Linked DNA regions of Homo sapiens: region 1 is linked to region 2. Evidence: read pairs that join two places in POLR2A ChIA-PET (ENCODE). Cell type or tissue: GM12878. All regions are shown on one strand. Region 1 overlaps FGD4 (FYVE, RhoGEF and PH domain containing 4). Region 2 overlaps FGD4 (FYVE, RhoGEF and PH domain containing 4).

The links. ChIA-PET counts read pairs that join two places held together with the same protein. Peaks named below come from ENCODE experiments on the same cell type or tissue, not always from the same donor. Only the 100,000 strongest peaks of a DNase experiment are listed, where the experiment ranks them.
Region 1: POLR2A ChIA-PET joins it to region 2 with 7 read pairs; 4 of 35 experiments call an interaction of 5 or more read pairs at or near these places.

The regions. Positions count from the first base shown.
Region 1 is chr12:32,427,293-32,431,292 of GRCh38, forward strand. All of the region lies in intron 1 of FGD4 (FYVE, RhoGEF and PH domain containing 4), which reads left to right. Among named protein-coding and RNA genes, the nearest start is that of FGD4, 30 kb to the left of the region's middle. In GM12878, no CTCF peak of the experiment used is centred here; no DNase peak of the experiment used is centred here.
Region 2 is chr12:32,480,212-32,484,211 of GRCh38, forward strand. The region is part of intron 1 of FGD4 (FYVE, RhoGEF and PH domain containing 4); the gene reads left to right. Among named protein-coding and RNA genes, the nearest start is that of FGD4, 83 kb to the left of the region's middle. RefSeq lists a silencer at 2,144-2,303. In GM12878, no CTCF peak of the experiment used is centred here; a DNase peak (open chromatin) is centred at 2,220.

The DNA.
Region 1 (4,000 bases), 53 kb before region 2:
TATTTATTTCTGCCTTAATTTCGTTATTTACCCAGTAGTCATTCAGGAGTAGGTTGTTCGGTTTCCATGTAGTTGTGCAGTTTTGAGTGAGTTTCTTAATCCTGAGTTCTAATTTGATTGCGCTGTAGTCTGAAAGACTATTTGTTATGATTTCCATTCTTTTGCATTTGCTGAGGAGTATTTTATTTCCAAATATGTGGTCAATTTTAGAATAAGTGAGATGTGGTGCTGAGAAGAATGTATATTCTGTTGATTTGGGGTAGAGAGTTCTGTAGATGTCTATTAGGTCTGCTTGGTCCAGAGCTGAGTTCAAGTCCTGAATATCCTTGTTAATTTTCTGTCTTGATCTGTCTAATATTGACAGTGGGGTGTTAAAGTCTCCCACTATTATTGTGTAGGAGTCTAAGTCTCTTTGTAGGTCGCTAAGAACTTGCTTTATGAATCTGGGTGCTCCTGTATTGGGTGCATATATATTTAAGATAGTTAGCTCTTCTTGTTGAATTGATCCCTTTACCATTATGTAATGGCCTTCTTTGTCTCTCTTGATCTTTGTTGGTTTAAAGTCTGTTTTATCAGAGACTAGGATTGCAACTCCTGCTTTTTTTTGCTTTCCATTTCCTTGATAAATATTCCTGCATCCCTTTATTTTGAGCCTATGCGTGTCTTTGCATGTGAGATGGATCTCCTGAATACAGCACACCAATGGGTCTTGACTCTTTATCTAATTTGCCAGTCTGTGTCTTTTAATTGGGGCATTTAGCCTGTTTACATTTAAGGTTAGTATTGTTATGTGTGAATTTGATCCTGTCATTATGATGCTGGCTGGTTATTTTGCCCATTAGTTGATGCAGTTTCTTCATAGTATCAATGGTCTTTACAATTTGGTATGTTTTTGCAGTGGCTGGTACCAGTTGTTGCTTTCCAGATTTAGTGCTTCCTTCAGGAGCTCTTGTAAGGCAGGCCTGGTGGTGACAAAATCTCTCAGCATTTGCTTGTCTGTAAAGGATTTTATTTCTCCTTTGCTTATGAAGCTTAGTTTGGCTGGATATGAAATTCTGAGTTGAAAATTCTTTACTTTAAGAATGTTGAATGTTGGTCCCCACTCTTCTTCTGGCTTGTAGGGTTTCTGCAGAGAGATCTGCTATTAGTCTGATGGGCTTTCCTTTGTGGGTAACCCAACCTTTCTTTCTGTCTGCCCTTAACATTTTTTCCCTCAGTTCAACCTTGGAGAATCTGATAATTATGTGTCTTGGGGTCGCTCTTCTCGAGGAGTATCTTTATGGTGTTCTCTGTGTTTCCTGAATTTGAATGTTGGCCTGCCTTGCTAGGTTGGGGAAGTTCTCCTGGATAATATCCTGAAGAGTGTTTTTCAACTTGGTTCAGTTCTCCCCATCACTTTCAGGTACATCAATCAAACGTAGCTTTGGTCTTTTTAATAGTCCCATATTTCTTTAATCTTGTCTTGTGCTTTATTTCATTAAGTTGTCTTCAATCTCTGATGTCCTTTCTTCCGTGTGATTGATTCAGCTATGGATACTTGTTATGCTTCACAAAGTTCTCATGCTGTATTTTTCACCTCCATCAGGTCATTTATGTTCTTCTCTAAACTAGTTATTCTAGTTAGCAATTCCTCTAACCTTTTTTCAAGGTTCTTAGCTTCCTTGCATTGGGTTAGAACATGTTCCTTTAGCTCAGAGGAGTTTTTTATCACCCACCTTCTGAAGCCTACTTCTGTCAATTCATCACACTTATTTTCCATCCAGTTTTATTCCCTTGCTGGTGAGGAGTTGTGATCCTTCAGAGAAGAGGTGTTCTGGTTTTTGGAATTTTCAGTCTTTTTGCTCTGGTTTTTCCTCATCTTCATGAATTTATCTACCTTTGGTCTTTGATGTTGGTGACCTTCGGATGGGGTTTCTATGTGAACATCTTTTTTGTTGATGTTGATGCTATTCATTTCTGTTTGTTAGTTTTCCTTCTAACAGTCAGGGTCCTCTGCTGCAGGTCTGCTGGAGTTTGCTGGAGGTCCATTCCAGACCCTGTTTGCCTGGGTATCACCAGTGGAGGCTTCAGAACAGCAAAGATTGCTCCCTCTTCCTTCCTCTGGAAGCTTCGTCCCAGAGGGGCACCCTCCACATGCCAGACAGAGCTCTCCTGTACAAGGTGTCTGTTGACCCCTGCTGGGAGGTATCTCCCAATCAGGAGGCACGGGGGTAAGGGACCCATTTGAGGAGGCAGTCTGTCCCTTAGCAGGGCTCAAGCGCTTTGCTGGGAGATCTGCTGCTCTCTTCAGAGCTGGCAGGCAGGAACTTTTAAGTTTGCTGAAGCTTTGCCCACAGCTGCCCTTTCCCCCAGGTGCTCTGTCCCAGGGAGATGGGAGTTTAAACCCCTGACTGGGGCTGCTGCCTTTCTTTCAGAGATGCTTTGTACAGATAGGAGAAATCTAGAGAGGCAGTCTGGCTGCTGGGAGTGTCTTTTAGCATGCTAATTAGCATACATAATTATAATTAGCTATAATTAGCAGTGAGGACAACCAGAGGTCTCTTTTGTTGCCATCTTGGTTTTGGTGGGTTTTGGCCTGCTTCTTACCATGTTTTATCAGCAAGGTCTTTGTGACCTGCATCTTGTTGAAACGAGTCCTGCCAAATTCCTATCAGGTTTACTGTAGTTAATGAGGCCAAAAAAAAAAAAGGACATTTTCAAGGAGAAACAGAAACATTATTAGAAAAGATTCTGGGCTGGGCGCGCTGGCTTATGCCTGTAATCCCAGCACTTTGGGAGGCTGAGGCAGGCAGATCACCTGAGGTCAGGAGTTTGGGACTAGCCTGGCCAACATGGTGAAATCCCGTTTCTACTAAAAATACAAAAATTAGCCGGGTGTGGTAGCAGGCATCTGTAATTCCAGCTACTTGGGAGACTGAGGCAGGAGAATTGCTTGAACCTGGGAGGGGCAGGTTGCAGTGAGCTGAGATTGCACCACTGTGCTCCAGCCTTGGTGATAAAGTGAGACTCTGTCTCAAAAAAGAAAAAAAAAAGGAAAGAAGAGATTCTGGAGGTAGAAACAAGAAATAGTTTCCTGATCTTTGCTGGGCAACCGTACTTTTGGTAATACTTGATTAACTCAAATCCTCTATTGCTTTCTAGGAACTTGTTTGACTAGATTATATCGTATATCATTAGCAGGGTGACAGTTACCTACTAAATTTTGAAGTTATATGAATAATCTTTATTTTCAAGAATCTTATGAATTTTATATGTTCTGCAAAAACAGGTAAAACTTCATTCCTCTTTTACTCTATTTAAAAAAACTGTAATGGATGGATATATATAATTGCGTGTGTGTAAAAGTAATATTAATATATCAATATCATGATCTTACTGGTATATGTTTTTCTAAGAGAATTTTTCTAAGAGAATTAGGTAAGCCTTTCCCCACTCTTTTAACATCTTAGTATAATAAAAAATTGAGTGAGAGTATTCACACCCAGAGATACTGTCCAAAGTAGAAGAACTAGCTTCAAGACTGGGAACTGACTAGGGTGCTAATTAGAGCCCCTCTGTAGTCCTTTTATAGAAAATGGTAAACTCAGGCCATTGCCTATGAAAACATTGAAAAGAAGGGAAGGAGGAGAAGGGTTCTGGAGGAAGCAAGGAGGAAACTGCCAATGATGGTAGTCATTGTTCTGAAGTCAGTTTGGTGCCCAATCTAAGCTGATTTTCATTGAGAGCTAATGTCCATTTCCAGGTTTTGGAACTGAATGAACAACTGGTATGTTTTCGTTAACCTGGGAGATTCTCTGTAGCCACAAAATGAGCATTGGAGAGGTCGAAAAAAGGAATAGAAAATTAAAAATCATATAACTCCCACTTGTAGAGAGCAGCTGTCATCATATAATGTCATGAATCCTCTCTGATTAGCTGGCAGCAGATGTGTTAGGTGCTTCTCTGCCTCTTGATTATAGCCCCTTTCTGTAAACTTCCGGGAAAATTATATTGGCGGCAA
Region 2 (4,000 bases):
AGTGCCGTGGCATGATCTTGGCTCACTGCAAGCTCCGCCTGCCAGGTTCACACCATTCTCCTGTCTCAGCCTCCCAAGTAGCTGGGATTACAGGTACGTGCCACCATGCCCAGCTAATTTTTTTGTATTTTCAGTAGAGACGGGGTTTCACCGTGTTAGCTAGGATGGTCTCGATCTCTTGTCTTCGTGATCCGCCCACTTCGGCCTCCCAAAGTGCTGAGATTACAGGTGTGAGCCACAACGCCCAACCTGTTTGTTTTTTCTTCTCTTTTTTCTTTTCTTTCTTTCTTTGTTTTTTTCGTTTTTTTGAGACGGAGTCTTACTCTGTCACCAGGCTGGAGTGCAGTGGCGCAATCTCAGCTCACTGCAACCTCCACCTCCCAGGTTGAAGTGATTCTCCTGCCTCAGCCTTCCGAGTAGCTGGGATTACAGGCACGCACCACCATGGCCAGCTAATTTTTGTATTTTTAGTAGAGACGGGGTTTCACCATGTTGGCCAGGATGCTCTTGCTCTCCTGACCTCGTGATCCGCCCTCCTTGGCCCCCCAAAGTGCTGGGATTACAGGCGTGAGCCACCACGCCCGGCCTTTTTTTTTTTTTTTTAAATCTTGAGACAGGATCTTGCTCTATTGCCCAGGCTGGAGTGTTGTGGCACCATTATGGCTCACTACAGCCTTGACGTCCTGGGCTTAAATGATGCTCTCACCTTACATTCTCAAGTAGCTGGGACCATAGGTGTGCATGGCCACACCCGGCCAATGTAAAAATAATTGTGTGTGTATGCATGCTGAGATGGGGTCTCCCTATGTTGCCCGGGCTGGCCTTGAACTCCTGGGCTCAAGCAATCCCCGGCTTGCGGTGAGCTGAGATAGTGCCACTGTACTCCAGCCTGGGTGACAGAGTGAGACTCCGTCTCAAAAAAAAAAAAAAAAAAAAAAAAAAAAAAGCCGGGCGCAGTGGCTCATGCCTGTAATCCCAGTACTTTGGGAGGCCGATGCGGTTGGATCATGAGGTCAGGAGATCAAGACCATCCTGGTTAACATGGTGAAACCCCGTCTCTAGTAAAAATATAAAAATTAGCTGGCCATACAAAAATTAGCTGCCAAATACATTGTGGCAATGCAAGTGTTCTAGTTTTCATATTGTAATATGGTCTTACAAGATGTAATGATCAAAGGAAACTGGGTGAATGGTACACTGGACCTCTCTGTCATATTTTTGCAACTTCCTATGAGTCTGTAAGTATTTCTAAATAAAATGCTAAAAGATATATCCAGACTTTAGACCTATGCCGTCCACTAGCCACAGATTGCTTTAAAAATGAACATCAGCCGGGTGCGGTGGCTCACGCCTGTAATCCCAGCATTTTGGGAAGCTGAGGCGGGTGGATCAGGAGATCAGGGGTTCAAGACCAGCCTGACCAACAAGGTGAAACCCTGTCTCTACTAAAAATATGTAAGTTAGCTGGGTGTGGTGGTGTGCACCTGCAGTCCTAGCTACTTGGGAGGCTGAGGTGGAAGGATCTCTTGAACCTGGGAGGCAGAGGTTGCAGTGAGCCAAGATTGTGCCACTGTACTCCAGCCTGGGTGACAGAGCAAGACTGTCTCAAAAAAAAAAAAAAAAGAACATCTAAGTTAATTGAAATAATTTCAGTTCCTTGATCACACGAACCCATGTTTCAAGTGCTCATGTGGCCACCTTATTATATAGCACAATTATAGAACATTTTCATTATTGCATAAAGTTCAATTGGGCAGTCTGCTTTAAATAAAACCCTCTATAGTAGTGCCAGTTGTCACATGTCTTGGTACCTACACATTTCTTAGAGAACAGTCTCAAATTTACAAATCAAAGTAATTGTCTATACCAGTAAAATTAAATAGAATGGATAAATTAAGCATTTTTTAAAAAAGTGCCGTGACTTTCAAGGCCACATTATATATTTTAATAAACAAAGGAAATGAAATATTTGCTTCATGTTTGAAATAGGAATAAGGTGTTTTTCCTTATCTGCCAAAGCAGTTGCTGTCTTTTTCCATAATCACAATATAGCATATTTAGGAGATGGGAAAAACAGAGACAGATGGGTAGGGAAAAGAGAAATTCTGGCATGAAAAGTATTTTGAATATCCCATGCTTCTTGTTTTCTATTTCTTAGTGACCAGCTTACCAATGGTAGCTTACCATTGAAGAGGAAGTGTGGTTTAGCAACCAGACCTTAAACCAAAATTCTATTTCTGGCTCGAAGTGACCTTGAGGAAGTTACACATATGTTCTTCTCATTTGTACAGCGAATAAGCAAATTAAGATAAAAGCAACTATTGCTGAGCGGACTGTAGGACTGCAAGATATGTTACTCTAAAATGATCCCACTATTCCAGATTATATATAAAATGATTTGCTTACAAGTAGATTAAATACAGAGTTTCCAGGAATTTAGTTATGCAAAGAATCCCATGAGGTAGAAAGAGGAACTTTACCAGGCATAAAAATTTTTAAGTTTTGAGTTTGGGGGGAGAATACAAGAAAACGAAGACATAGGGTAAAAATTTTTATTTCATCCCACGTTAATAATTTTGACAAACTTTGGGAGGATAAGCAGACGTTCTGCACTTTAGAAATCACGTTTTGAAGTTAAATAGTTCAGGATTTGCATTCCAGACCTGCCGTTTACTATCTGGAAAGTTACTTTCTCAGTTATAGATGATGTATAGATGTTCTCAGTTTCAACACCTATTAATGACTTTTTGTTGAGGTTGTTATGAGGAGAGCACATAGCAAGTTAAGTATACAGCTATAATTACTGATAATTTTATCAAGATACGGAATATAATGATGGTGTTAGGAAAATATAAATAGCTTAGTGTATTCTCCTTTTATGAAGCTTTATTTTTAGCCACATGATAATTTTTGTGTGTGTGTGTGGGTAGAATACTAATTTTAGCTTGTAACGAATTGGTTAAAATTGCAGTTCCTATAGCCATTCTGAAATTCAAGCATGTGTGAGTAAATTGATCAGGATCACTTGATTTAAAGCCAGTAGGGATAAATCTGTATTTTGTAAAATCTACAAGGCAGAGAATCTGTGCAGAGAACTCAGAAAAATAGCACAATCACACATCTATGGGTGCAATTTTATTTCAGTGTAATCCCTGCAACATTTTTCTACGGCTAGATCCATATAATCTCTGAATGAATAGTGAAAGGTTTAGTTGATTGTAAAGATACATAAAAATCTACAATGTACAATGCCAAATCATCAGAAAATATTCCATATAACTTTTCTTTTTCTTTGCCCTCCAAACTGCCAAAACATTGAAAAAAGAGGTCAAGAACAAAGGCCAGCATACTCATGAGGATCCTTCTGGCCCTGGTTCACAGTAGCAGTGCAGGACAGTTCCAGTTTTAGCCCATAACTCATTGGCATATGGTCAGTTTGAAGTTTCCTGCAGTACTTTTCTGAGCTAGAGAGAGGGAACCAAAAATGCTGACATCCTCATTTGACATCTTCACTCCAGCCTGTGTAAGTGCCAGCACTTCCTGTGTAAAACCTATCCTGACTGTAGAGGACACACCCAGCCCTTAGCTGACCTGGATGAGGATGATGGCTGGAATTGGTGAGGTTTGGAAAGCATTAGCCCTCAGATGGACACCACCACAGTATATGAACATACTGTGTATTACTATACCTTTCACTTCATAAAGATCAGCTTTTAAAGTTTATGAAAATAACATTTATTGACAGCAAGTGATTGTTGGAGGTAGGTTACTAGCTCTCAAAATCACCACTGCATTACAGTATTATACTAGATGATGGTGTGTTCAAGAAAGAGTTAATTATTTGGATGTATAATACCTTGGAAATTACACCAAAAAAAATCCGTTGGGAGCTCTGAAGTGTGCATATCTTGTCTGCCTCATATAGTATGGCTTTATCTTGACTGCCTTGTCAGTCTTGGCCTCAATTTTCTTATCCATGCAATGGGAGGATTTCTAAATG